2 separate regions of the Homo sapiens genome follow, and region 2 is linked to region 1. Evidence: read pairs that join two places in POLR2A ChIA-PET (ENCODE). Cell type or tissue: A673. All regions are shown on one strand. Links, peaks and the distances in the headings refer to the core of each region. The heading gives the core; the rest is flanking DNA.

Evidence for each region. Peaks named below come from ENCODE experiments on the same cell type or tissue, not always from the same donor. Only the 100,000 strongest peaks of a DNase experiment are listed, where the experiment ranks them.
Region 2: POLR2A ChIA-PET joins it to region 1 with 9 read pairs; 2 of 35 experiments call an interaction of 5 or more read pairs at or near these places.

The regions. Positions count from the first base shown.
Region 1 is chr11:44,954,575-44,959,950 of GRCh38, forward strand. No RefSeq gene overlaps it. Among named protein-coding and RNA genes, the nearest start is that of TP53I11, 6.4 kb to the left of the region's middle. In A673, for the core only: CTCF peaks have their summits at 3,174 and 3,378; DNase peaks (open chromatin) are centred at 707 and 2,647.
Region 2 is chr11:45,322,651-45,328,026 of GRCh38, forward strand. No RefSeq gene overlaps it. Among named protein-coding and RNA genes, the nearest start is that of LINC02696, 30 kb to the right of the region's middle. In A673, for the core only: no CTCF peak of the experiment used is centred there; no DNase peak of the experiment used is centred there.

The sequences.
Region 1 (5,376 bases), core at 216-5,215:
GGAAAGGTTTCAGCACTGATGGGCACGTGTGGAGGAACATGATGTTGTCAGAGACCTGTTGTGGTTGAGCCCAGGGATTTTGGACCTGACAGATCTGGGTTCAAGTCCTGGTTATGGGACCATGGGCCAGTGATTTCACTTCTCTAGGCCTCAGTTTGCTCATCTGTAAAATGGTGATAATAACAGGGCCTACCTGGTGGGAGTTATTGGAGGTTTAGCAGAGAGGCTGCACGTGAAGCCCTTAACATGGGGCAGGCACATCGACAGTTATCAATCAGTGCCACTGGTGTTATTATGCGGCAGCCTGGGAGGAGCGGAGGGAGAGGGCCTCAGGAGTGCTGGTGCATTCTCAACTGGAACAGGGAGCTCTGGGGTGAGAGTTGTCTAGCCAGGGTTCATTGAAGCTGGCACAAAACCCAGAGAGAAGGAGCCGCCATCCCACAACACAAGGACTGAGGCAGAGAGCTGGGCTTTCACAACTGCTTCTGGTTCCCCTTCCTGGTTTCCTCTCATTTCCTCCAGAGCTTCGTTCTCTGTGAACCTGCCTGGTGAGGAGAACTCTGTTACACATAGCTTTGGGGACTGGAAGGAGCAGCTGGGAGCTCAGGAACTCCCAGGCAGGCCTCCCCAGTGCTTCCTGCCCCCACCCCTCCAGAGTGAGCACTGACCAGCCCTCCTTCCCCGACCCCACACAACTGCCAGCTGCTTCCCTCCAGTGACTCATCCCCACCACCTCTGTTGCTACACCAGGACCAGGAAATGTCAAGCAGTTTCTTATCTGTGGGAGAGAGAACTGATCAGGATGGGGGTGGAAGAAATGAGGCTCAGATCTCCCCAAAGAAAGTGTATGACAGCTAGGGGACCAGAAGACCATGGCCAGCCCTTTCCTGCTTCCTGTGGGGGAGGGCTCAAGGAGGCAGTATGAGAGTGGGATTTAGCCACTAGAACCATCCTGGATTTAGGTTCAAGGTCCTAGTCCTCTTCTAACCGGCTCTGTGGCCTTAGGCAAGTAACTCAGTGTCTCTGAGCCTCAGCGTGTTCATCTGCCAAATGGAAAGAAGAAAATCATGATGATGCATAGGGTACCTGGGGGGTTAAGTGAGATAGTACATGTGAGTCCGGAGCTCACAGTCAGTTCTCAATGAATGTTCATTGACTCAATTAATGAATGGACATGTGGAAATGGCGGTGAGCTGTGTGCATGTGGCCATCTGCAAGAAATCCACCCTCCACCAGCTGGGAGAGTCGGGGAGATGTCTGTGGACCTTGTATCGCAGGCCTGGGACACTGTTGCTCTGTGCTGGTACTGAAGGGACGGCTTCCAAAACTCAGGGCAGATGGAGTATGGAGTACCCCTTGTCAGCATAGCTGACTTAAGAACCTCAGGCTGGGTCCAGATTTTCAGAGTGCTGAGCCCTGGCCAAGAAAAGAATTGCTATGCAGGGAAGTGAGTAGCAGATTTTGGACCCTCATCTTGGGCGACCCCCAGGACCTCTTCACAGTGAGTGCCCAGAGCAGCCACTCTGGGCTGTGGGATCATAGTCTTGGACCCTGGGCAGCCGGCTAGGCCAATGGCCACCGCTTCACTTGCCTCCTGTCCAATGATAAAACCCCAGGGGCTTTATCATTATTTCAAAAAATAGCATTCTGAGCCCGTACTATGTACCAGACGCTGGTCTAGAATCTTACATGTCATTAATCCTAACAAATCTCACGAAGTTGGTACCATTACTAGTCCCATTTTATAGATGGCAAAACGGAGGCCCACTGAGTTACATAACTTACCCAAGATCACACCCTAGAAAGCAGGGAGGTGGGACTGGAACCCTGGCAGTCTGGCCCAGAGCTCAGGTGGTTCTGGTGCTGCCGCTGGCCAGGGCAGGCATTGCTGATCCCTTGTAAGGCCTGCCACTCCTGGACCACCCCCACCCCAGTGAAGCCATACAGTTTGGGGACAGTAAGTCACCTGCGGACCGACAGGAACATCTGACAAATAGATTCTAGTTTATAAATCTCTTTAGAGTGTATGAGTCTCAAAGCCTACTTGGGGGCAGGAAAATGTTAGAAACACAAATTCTCATTTCCACCTCAGACAACTGAAACTCTGGGAAAGGAAGTCACAGGGGCAACAATCTGTCGTCCAACAGCCCCCCACGTGATTCTGATACAAGCCAAAGATTGAGAACCATTGCTTTAGAATTTGCAAAGCAGATTCCTAGATTATCTAATTTAAATGGGCACTTTGCTATTATTCGGCTCATTTTACAGGTAAGGCTAATGAGTTTCCATTTGCCAGCTATCACCCATCAGGGAAGTGAAGATGGGCCTGGAACCCACACTTTTTGATTCTGGAATATTCTTGTTTGCCCTCCTGGGACCGGGCTGCTGAGCAAGGTGGGTGGGCGAGGGACTCTGAGCTGAAGGGCAGGGTGAAAGACCAGAGGGGAGGGGAGGGAAGGGATTCCACCTCCTTCCCTCCTGGGTGAGGAGCGGGCAGCGTGGATAATTCCCTCGGAGGCGCCCCAACCCAAATCTACATACATAAAGCCCAGGCTGGCGTTTTGAGTGATCGGTTTATTAATACAGCGGGGCCGCTGCCGAGGCGGATCGCAATAACAAAGAAGGCCTCTCCGCCACCCACCAGAGGCGTCGTTATGTAATTGCTCCGAGGAGGAGCAGAGGGCTGGGGCGCGCCGCGGGTGCTGGGGGCTCGGCCAGCAGGGAAGCTGCGATCCGGGTCTCTGGGGATCCGAGCCGGCGGCGGATGGAGGGAACACTTGCTGGAGAGTCATCAGCCCTTCACCTGGTGCTCTCCTCCTCCCACGCACCGGTCAGCGGTCAAGGGGCGGGTTAACACCGGTTTGGCAGGGCGCAGACCTCCGCCCACCCGGGAGAATTGACCCCGGAGGCAGATCTGCAGACCCAGAGGACCCCAGGGCTGACCCAGGGCCTCCCCTCCGCCACTCACCACCGCCCATCCTTGCCCCACTCTCACCCTGGGATGGGGGAGAGAGAGAAATGACCAACTTTTTGCGCGACTTCTGTGGGCAACCTCTGTGAGGTAGTCCATTTTTAAAATGGAGAACTGAAGCCCAGAAAGGGCTGGCTTCATGTACCAGGGTTTTGAATCCCCAAATTTGTCAGCTTCGAAGCCCACATTTTTTTCCCTTGGATGCCACAAGGGGTCTTTATAACCACCACGGATCGGTTTTTGCCACAGTTTCTCCAGATGCTGTGGTACTTCAACCCTCCTGGCCTTTGCAAACGCTGAGCCCTCTACCAGGCATCTCTGAGAAGTCCTTCCCAGCCCTCCCCGACCCCCACTCACACCCCCCACACATCCTAGGAAGCCTTGGAGGCTACCTCTTCCAGCTCTGGGAGCAGCTGGTGACAGCATCTGCCACACTGCTTCATGGGAACTACTATCTTCTGTCTGTCCCCATCAGGCCACGTGCTCTGGGATGGTGGCTCCAAGGAGCCTAACACATCTTCTTCACTCAGCCACTCCATCTCACCCCTCAGTGCAAGGCTGGGCACACAGCACTGGGTGAATTTAAAGTGAAGGTTTGAAGCCTCAGGCGGATTTAATGCTTAGTGACAGTCTTCAGACCTTCCCTTCAAAACTCCACACACTCACCTCTGGCTATGCCAACTCCTAAGTGTGTGGCCTCTGGCAACTTCTGTAGCCTCCCTGGGCCTCTGTTTCTCCATTGTACAACAGGGCTCACAGCAACCCCGAATCTCATGATGCTAGTTAGTGTTTACTGAACACTTACTATATGCTGGGCACTGTGCCAAGCACCTGCAGTGGGTGGCTTCGTGAACTCTGCACACTGGCCCTGTGGAGGTAGTTGCTGTTATTATCTCCATTTTATAGATAAGTAACTCTCAAAAAAAAAAAAAAAAAAAGATAAGCAACTCTCCCAAGTCTCCAGCTGATAAGAGACACAGCCTGGATTCAAACCGTGCTCCTTCTGTCCCCTGGGTTTCTGACTCCCTTTCACAGGACTATTTTGATAATTAGAAGAAAAACAGTTAAGGGTCAGCATGCAGCAGGTACTTAATAATGTTTCTGCCCTCCACCGTAAAGGTCCCAGGGCAGCTCTCCTTTTCCCCTTCCATTCTCTCCCCCATTGCCACAGGCCCCAGGGCATTCTGGGAGCCCCTCTGTTCAGGGTGGGGCTGAGCAGGGGGAGGCAGGAGGACCCAAGTGTTCTGGTTCCTGAGTATAAATAAGTGATTGTTTTATATCCTTACAGTAAGAGAAGGGCATAGCATACATTTGCCAGTCTAACAGGTTGAGCTGCAACTTCCCTGTGTTTTGCCAATCGCTGATATGTGTTTTCAGCCCAAGGCAGTAAACAGAAGCCCACTCTGCCTGGCAGTTCCATGGTCCTGGAGTGAGGAAGGGCATCTGACCCGGAAGCTCTCAGATCAACTATCTAGGCCTACTGAGAAAGTAAGTGTCAGTGGGGATACTGAGATAGGGAGAGTTCCTGTGGGTCTCCCCCAGGCCATGAGAACTCGAGCAGGACTCCTCCCTTCTCTCAGTGTACACAACAGAAAATGGGGATTATATATGCAGAGAGGGAGAGAATAATTACTACTTATCAATGACCATGTAGAGCAAGGCTGCAGGGTGCTACACCTATGGCAGATGGAGTGGTGCAGTGCACAGCCTGTGCAGCAGGACTTGGCAGCCTAAGGGGACAGGCCATCATAGATCTACAGCTTCATCCTGCAAGATTCATAATAAGCTTTAGATTATTCCAGCTAAAACAAATGAAGGAATGAATGCATGCGTACAGACATAGATACATCCACAAAACGAGTGATGAATGCAACCCCAGTTATGAATCAGAGAAGCTCATAATCTAGTGCAAGAGACAGACATCTGAGCAGTTGCTACTCCTAGCTCCCCTCTTGTTCCGGGCTCTGTCCCGGGTTAGGACCTTGCCTTTGTCCCTGCTGTTCCTTCGGCTTGACCTTTCTTACCCATCACACCCCAGTCTTCATCTGCCAGCTCTTCACCATGCTTCTCTTATCTCAGCTAAAATGTTTCCGGGCCAGGCGCGGTGGCTCATGCCTGTAATCCCAGCACTTTGGGAGGCCAAGGCGGGTGGATCACTTGAGGTCAGGAGTTGGACCAGCCTGACCAACATGGTGAAACCCCATCTATACTAAAAATACAAAAATTAGCCAGGCATGGTGGCACATGCCTGTAGTCCCAACTACTGGAGAGGCAGAGATGAGAGAATCACTTGAACCTGGGAGGCAGAGGTTGCAGTGAGCCAAGATCTTGCCATTGCACTCCAGTCTGGGCGACAGAGCGAGACTCCATCTCAAAAAACAAAAAACAAACAAAGTTTCCTCTGG
Region 2 (5,376 bases), core at 223-5,222, 370 kb after region 1:
AATTTCAGGCTAAAGAATCCCCCACCCCAGCCTCTGGCACACCCGAAGACCCAGCCCCAATCCTTTCCTGGAGCCTTGTGCCAATTGGAGCTCTACTGCAGGCCTAAGTGCAGCCCCAGACCCCCTTCAGTTCTCTCTCCCATTCCCACTGCCCTCTTCTTCACCCTAGACTAGGGCCAGTGGGATGCCTTCCCTTAGAGTCCAGAGTGAGGTTCAGTCTCTCACCTTGGCTGACATTCAATACCTGCAATGGCACTGCCTAGAGAAGCAGCTGGAAAGTTTGTGAGGTTCACCCTCTGTGGTCTCAAGAGTTCAGCAAACCTGTAGCCCTCCAGCCCCTACCTTCCCCAGCGAGCCTGGCGTCCCTGTTCTAGTTGCCAGTCTCCATCCCTCCTGGAGAACCTTCTATCCAGAATGACATCTCGAAGCACCTGGGGCACCACCTTCAAAACAGAGTTATCCAACACAGGATCCAGGAGCCTCTGCCACGATGCAACCTCAAGACACAACCTGGGACATCCCAGCCAAAGGGTGAACATGGCCTCGGGTGGCCCTCTGTGTTTACAGGCCAAGGAGCAAGAATCAAGGGAAGATAGCATTGAGGGACCAGGAGGCTTCATGAAGGGGTCCAGCTAAGTTTCTGTTAGGGTGGGATCCAGGGAAGGGCCTGGGGGACACTCTGAGGAGGGCCCTAGAGCTCACTTTCCAGGGGCCTCAGAAAGTTTCCCATGCAGGGCCTGGCAGCTGAGCTCATTTTCCAAGGGCCTTGGAAAATTTCCCACACAGGGCCTGGCAGCTGACTCTGAGAAGGAGACAAAAAGGGATTTGGTGAGCAACTCGGAGAAGGATTCATCAAGAGGCTCACTCCAGTTCCAGAAGCAACTGGAAAACAAAGCTGGGGCAAGTTGATCCGGGCTGAGTCCCTGCCCACTACTCATGATGCACTTGGAAGCTGGAAGCTTGGTGCCCTTGGTGCTCAGGAACGTCACCTGCCTCCCTCGTGGGAGTTTTCCTTCCTTGATCCAGGCCCTGGGCAGGTGTGAGAAGTCTGTAGGATACGGTTTTGGATGAGACAGACATGGGGCTTCTGGAAAAGCCAAGTCAGTGTCAGCCTCTGGGCAGATCCCAGGCCAATGGAAACCAGAGCTGTCTTCCTGGGCGGTGGGTACCCTGGGGTGCAGGTGGACATGCAACCCTCAGCCTCCTCCTAGAGAACCTGAGCCTTAGGTAGGGACTTGGTGTATGGGAGGGAAGTCAGCAAGAGGAAGAACTCAAGGTCTGGGCAGAGCCTGCAGATGAGCATTCCTGCAACAACAGGGCTCCCTGCTACCCTGAGCAAGGATTGAGACAAGCGCCTCATCCTGCAGCTGCCTAGCAGGCTCAGAGGGCTTGAGTTGCCCCAACAGGGATGGGTGGATCAGGCCCCGACCAGGACAGACATGCCTGGAAATCTGAGAGGTGCAAAGGGCAGCAACTGTGTCTGGATTCCTCGTTTCAAGTCCACCAGGGAGCCTGTGTCCCCAGCCTGCACCCAATAGCGTGGGCCAAGGATGCCAAGAACCTCTGGCCACTCCATCTACTGCCACAGGCTCTGTCTGTCAGGCGGCATGTCTTCTACTCAGCAAGAATGTTCTCCTCCATCCTCTTCTAGGAAGAAAGGTTCAAAGGAAAAGTATCAATCCATTTAGAGAAGATCTGCAAGTCTCATGCCATCACGCATTCTCTGAAGAGGGTGGCCTCTCTTTCTCAGAATGAAACATAGAGATTCTTCCCCATGCAGCTGTTTTCTTCTCATAGGAGAGTGGTGTCTTCCTTCTGTGCTGTGTTTGGAACATAGGTTTATAGTATCCGAGGGGCTTGAGCTTAGAGGAATTCAGAGCCAGCTTCAGCTCTTACTGAGTGCCTGCTTTGGCTTCTAAAAAAATGGCTGAGGTCATGGAGAGAGGTTTCACACCTAACGACTGTTGTGATTTCCTTCATTTGCACCTACTCATATGTCCTATTTTAAAAACACTGGGCCAGATACAGTGGCTCACGCCCATAATCCCAGAACTTTGGGAGGCCAAGATGGGTGGATCACTCGAGGTCAGGAATTTGAAATCAGCCTGGCCAAAATGGCAAAACCCCATCCCTACTAAAAATACAAGAATTAGCCAGTCGTGGTGGCACGTGCCTGTAATCTCAGCTCCTCAGGAGGCTGAGGCACAAAAATCCCTTGAACCCAGGAGGCGGAGGTTGCAGTGAGCCAAGATCGCACCACTGCACTCCAGCCTGGGCAACAGAGCGATGCTCTGTCTCAAAAACAAACAAACAAACAAACAAAAACAAAAAACAAAAAACACTTAAATTTTTCATAAGAGTCATTGAAAAACATACAAAAGCTAAAGTTAGTATTAAAAACACTAATAGGTTAGTCAAAGTTAGAAAATCCAATACACCCCACCCCGAGATGTGGCTTACACAGAACTTTCTCATCTAAAACAGCTGTAGGGGTAGTTAGGGTTGCACAAGAAAAATATGAAGAATACCTTGTTGACATTGACAAATTTAGAGTTTGCCATATTTCTTAGAATTCAATGTTAATATATTGAGTTGTCACAAGAGTTAATGAATTTACTTATCTTGGACATCATTTGAAACCTTTATGATTTTATTTCAAAGCCAAATCATTCTTCTAAAAAACATGAACCAGTTATGTCAACGTAGATGCATATATTAAAGAAAAAAATAAGTACTCAATTAAGTTATTGGAAATTTTTGGTGGTAAAAAAGTGATAAAATTTACCATTTTAAAAGCATACAATTCAGTGGCATTAAATACATTCCCAGCATTGTGCAATCATCACAACTACCTGGTTCCAGGACTTTACCTTCATCTATCAAGGAAACTCTGTGCCCATGAAGTGGTTACTTCCCACTCCTCGCTCCCCCCAGCCCCTGGCAACCACTAAGCTGCTTTCCATCTCTATGGATTTTCCTATTCTGGACATTTCATATGAACGGAATTATACAACATGTGGCCTTTGGCCTGGCTTCTTTCACTTAACATAACATCTTCAGGGCTCCTCCATGTCAAGGCATGGATCGGTACTTCTCTTTTCATGGCTAAATAATGTCCCCTTGTATAGATACCCCACCTTTTAAACAAATTCATTCATCTATTGATGGATACTTGAGTTGTTTTCACCTTTTGGCTATTGTGAATAGTGTGGCTATAAATATTCATGTACAGGTTTTTGTTTGAACATCTGTTATCAATGTTTTGGTTATATATCTAGGAGTGGGATTGCTGGGTCATATGGTATTCTATTTTTAACTTATTGAGGAACCACTAATCCATTTTCCACAGTGACTGCACCATTTTACATTCCTAGCAGTAATGTATAAATGTCCCAGTTTCTCCACATCTTCACCAGCACTTGTTATTTTCTGTTTTGTTTTTATTATACCATCCTAGTGGGCATGAAATGGCATCTCATTGTGATTTTGATTTGCATTTCCCTAATGACTAATGACATTGAATATCTTTTCATGAGCTTACTGGCCATTTGTATGTCTTCCTTGGGCACATGTCTATTAAGTCTTTCACCCATTTTCTAATTTATTTTGTTATGCTGTAAGAGTTCTGTACATATGCTGGATACTATATGATTTGTAAATATTTTTCCCATTCTGGAGGCCATCTTTTCACTCTCTTTTTGAAAGTGTCCTTTGATCCACACAAGTTTTTAATTTTGATAAAGTCCAATTCATACCTTCTTTTGTTGCTTGTGCATTAGGTGTCATATCCAGGAAACCATTGCCAAATCCAAGGTCATGAAGGTTTACTCATATGATTTCTGTTAGGAGATTTATAGTTTTAACTTGTATATTTAGGTCATTGATCCATTTTGAGTTAATTTTTGTATATGATGTGAGGTAAGAGTCCAGCTTCACTCTTTTGCATGCAGACATCCAGTTGTCTCAGCAGCACTTGTTGAAGAAATGCTTTTTTCCTCCATAAATGGTTTTGACCACCCTTGTGGAAAATCGACTTATCATAGATACATTAGTTTATTTCTATACTCTCAATTCTATTACATTGATCTATATGTCTATCCCTATGCCAATATCACACTGTTTCGACTTTTTGACTAACATAACTTGGTAATAACTTTGGGAACCGGGAAATGTGAGTCCTCCAATCTTGTTCTTTTTCAAATTTTTCTGCCTATATGAGAACCTCTGGAATTTCATATGAGTTTTAGAATAAGGTTTCCTATTTCTGTAAAAAAAAAAAAAAAAAAGCAGCTGAAATTTTGATAGCAATTGCATAGAATCTGTAGGTCACTTTGGAGATTATTGCCATCTTAACAATGTTAAGTCTTCCAATCCATGAACACGGAGAGCCTTCCATTCATTTAATTCTCCTTTAATATCCTTCAGCAATCTCAGTCCAATTCCAAAAATTAGAAGAGGAGTGAACACTTCTTAACTTTTCCATAAGGCTAATATTAACCTGAAACTAGAGCCAGGCACAGACATCACAAGAAAAGAAACTACAGAGCAATATTCCTTATGAATATAGATGAAAAAATCCTCAACAAAATATAGCAAGCCAAATCCAGTAGCGTATTAAAAGTAATACACACTATTATCCAGGGGGGATTTATCTCAGGAATGCAAGGTTGGTTCAACACGTGAAAACTGATCAGGGTAATACATTAAAATAATAAAGAAAGAAAGCCACATTGTTGTCTCCATTGGTGCCAAAGAAAAATTGGCAAAATCCAACACATTTCATGATTTAAAAAAACTCAGCAACTAGGAATATGAGGGAATTCCTGAAACTGATAAGGAGCATGTATGTAAAACTCACAGCTAACATGATATTTAAGGAAACACTGAAAGCTTGCCCCCTGAGACCAAGAACAAGAAAAGAGTTCCTGCTTTTGCCACTTTCAACACTGCACTGGAATTTCCAGCCAGAGTAATTAGTTTGGCTAGAAAAAGTCAAAGGCATCCAAATCAGAAAAGAAGATGTAAAACTATCTCTATGCTTGTGCTGGGGGCCTGTTGATAACGAGTGTTCTCTTTTGTTTTAAGCATTTGTGCTTGACAGTTTCACTGGCTGTAGAATTCTAGTTGGACAGTTATGTTCTTTTAGCACTTTAAGACACCATGCTATTGTCTTCGGGCTTCCATTAGGGTTTGAGAAAGGTTAGGTCCCAGTCGAATTGTCATTCCTTTAAAATGATCTTCTATTCTCCCTGACTGCTTTAAGACATTCTCTTTGTGTTTTGAGTTCTGCAGGTTCACTGTGATTGAACTAAGAGGTTGCTGTGAGAGTGATCTGAGCCTCTCAACTTAAAAAAAAAAAGATAATTACACTGGATC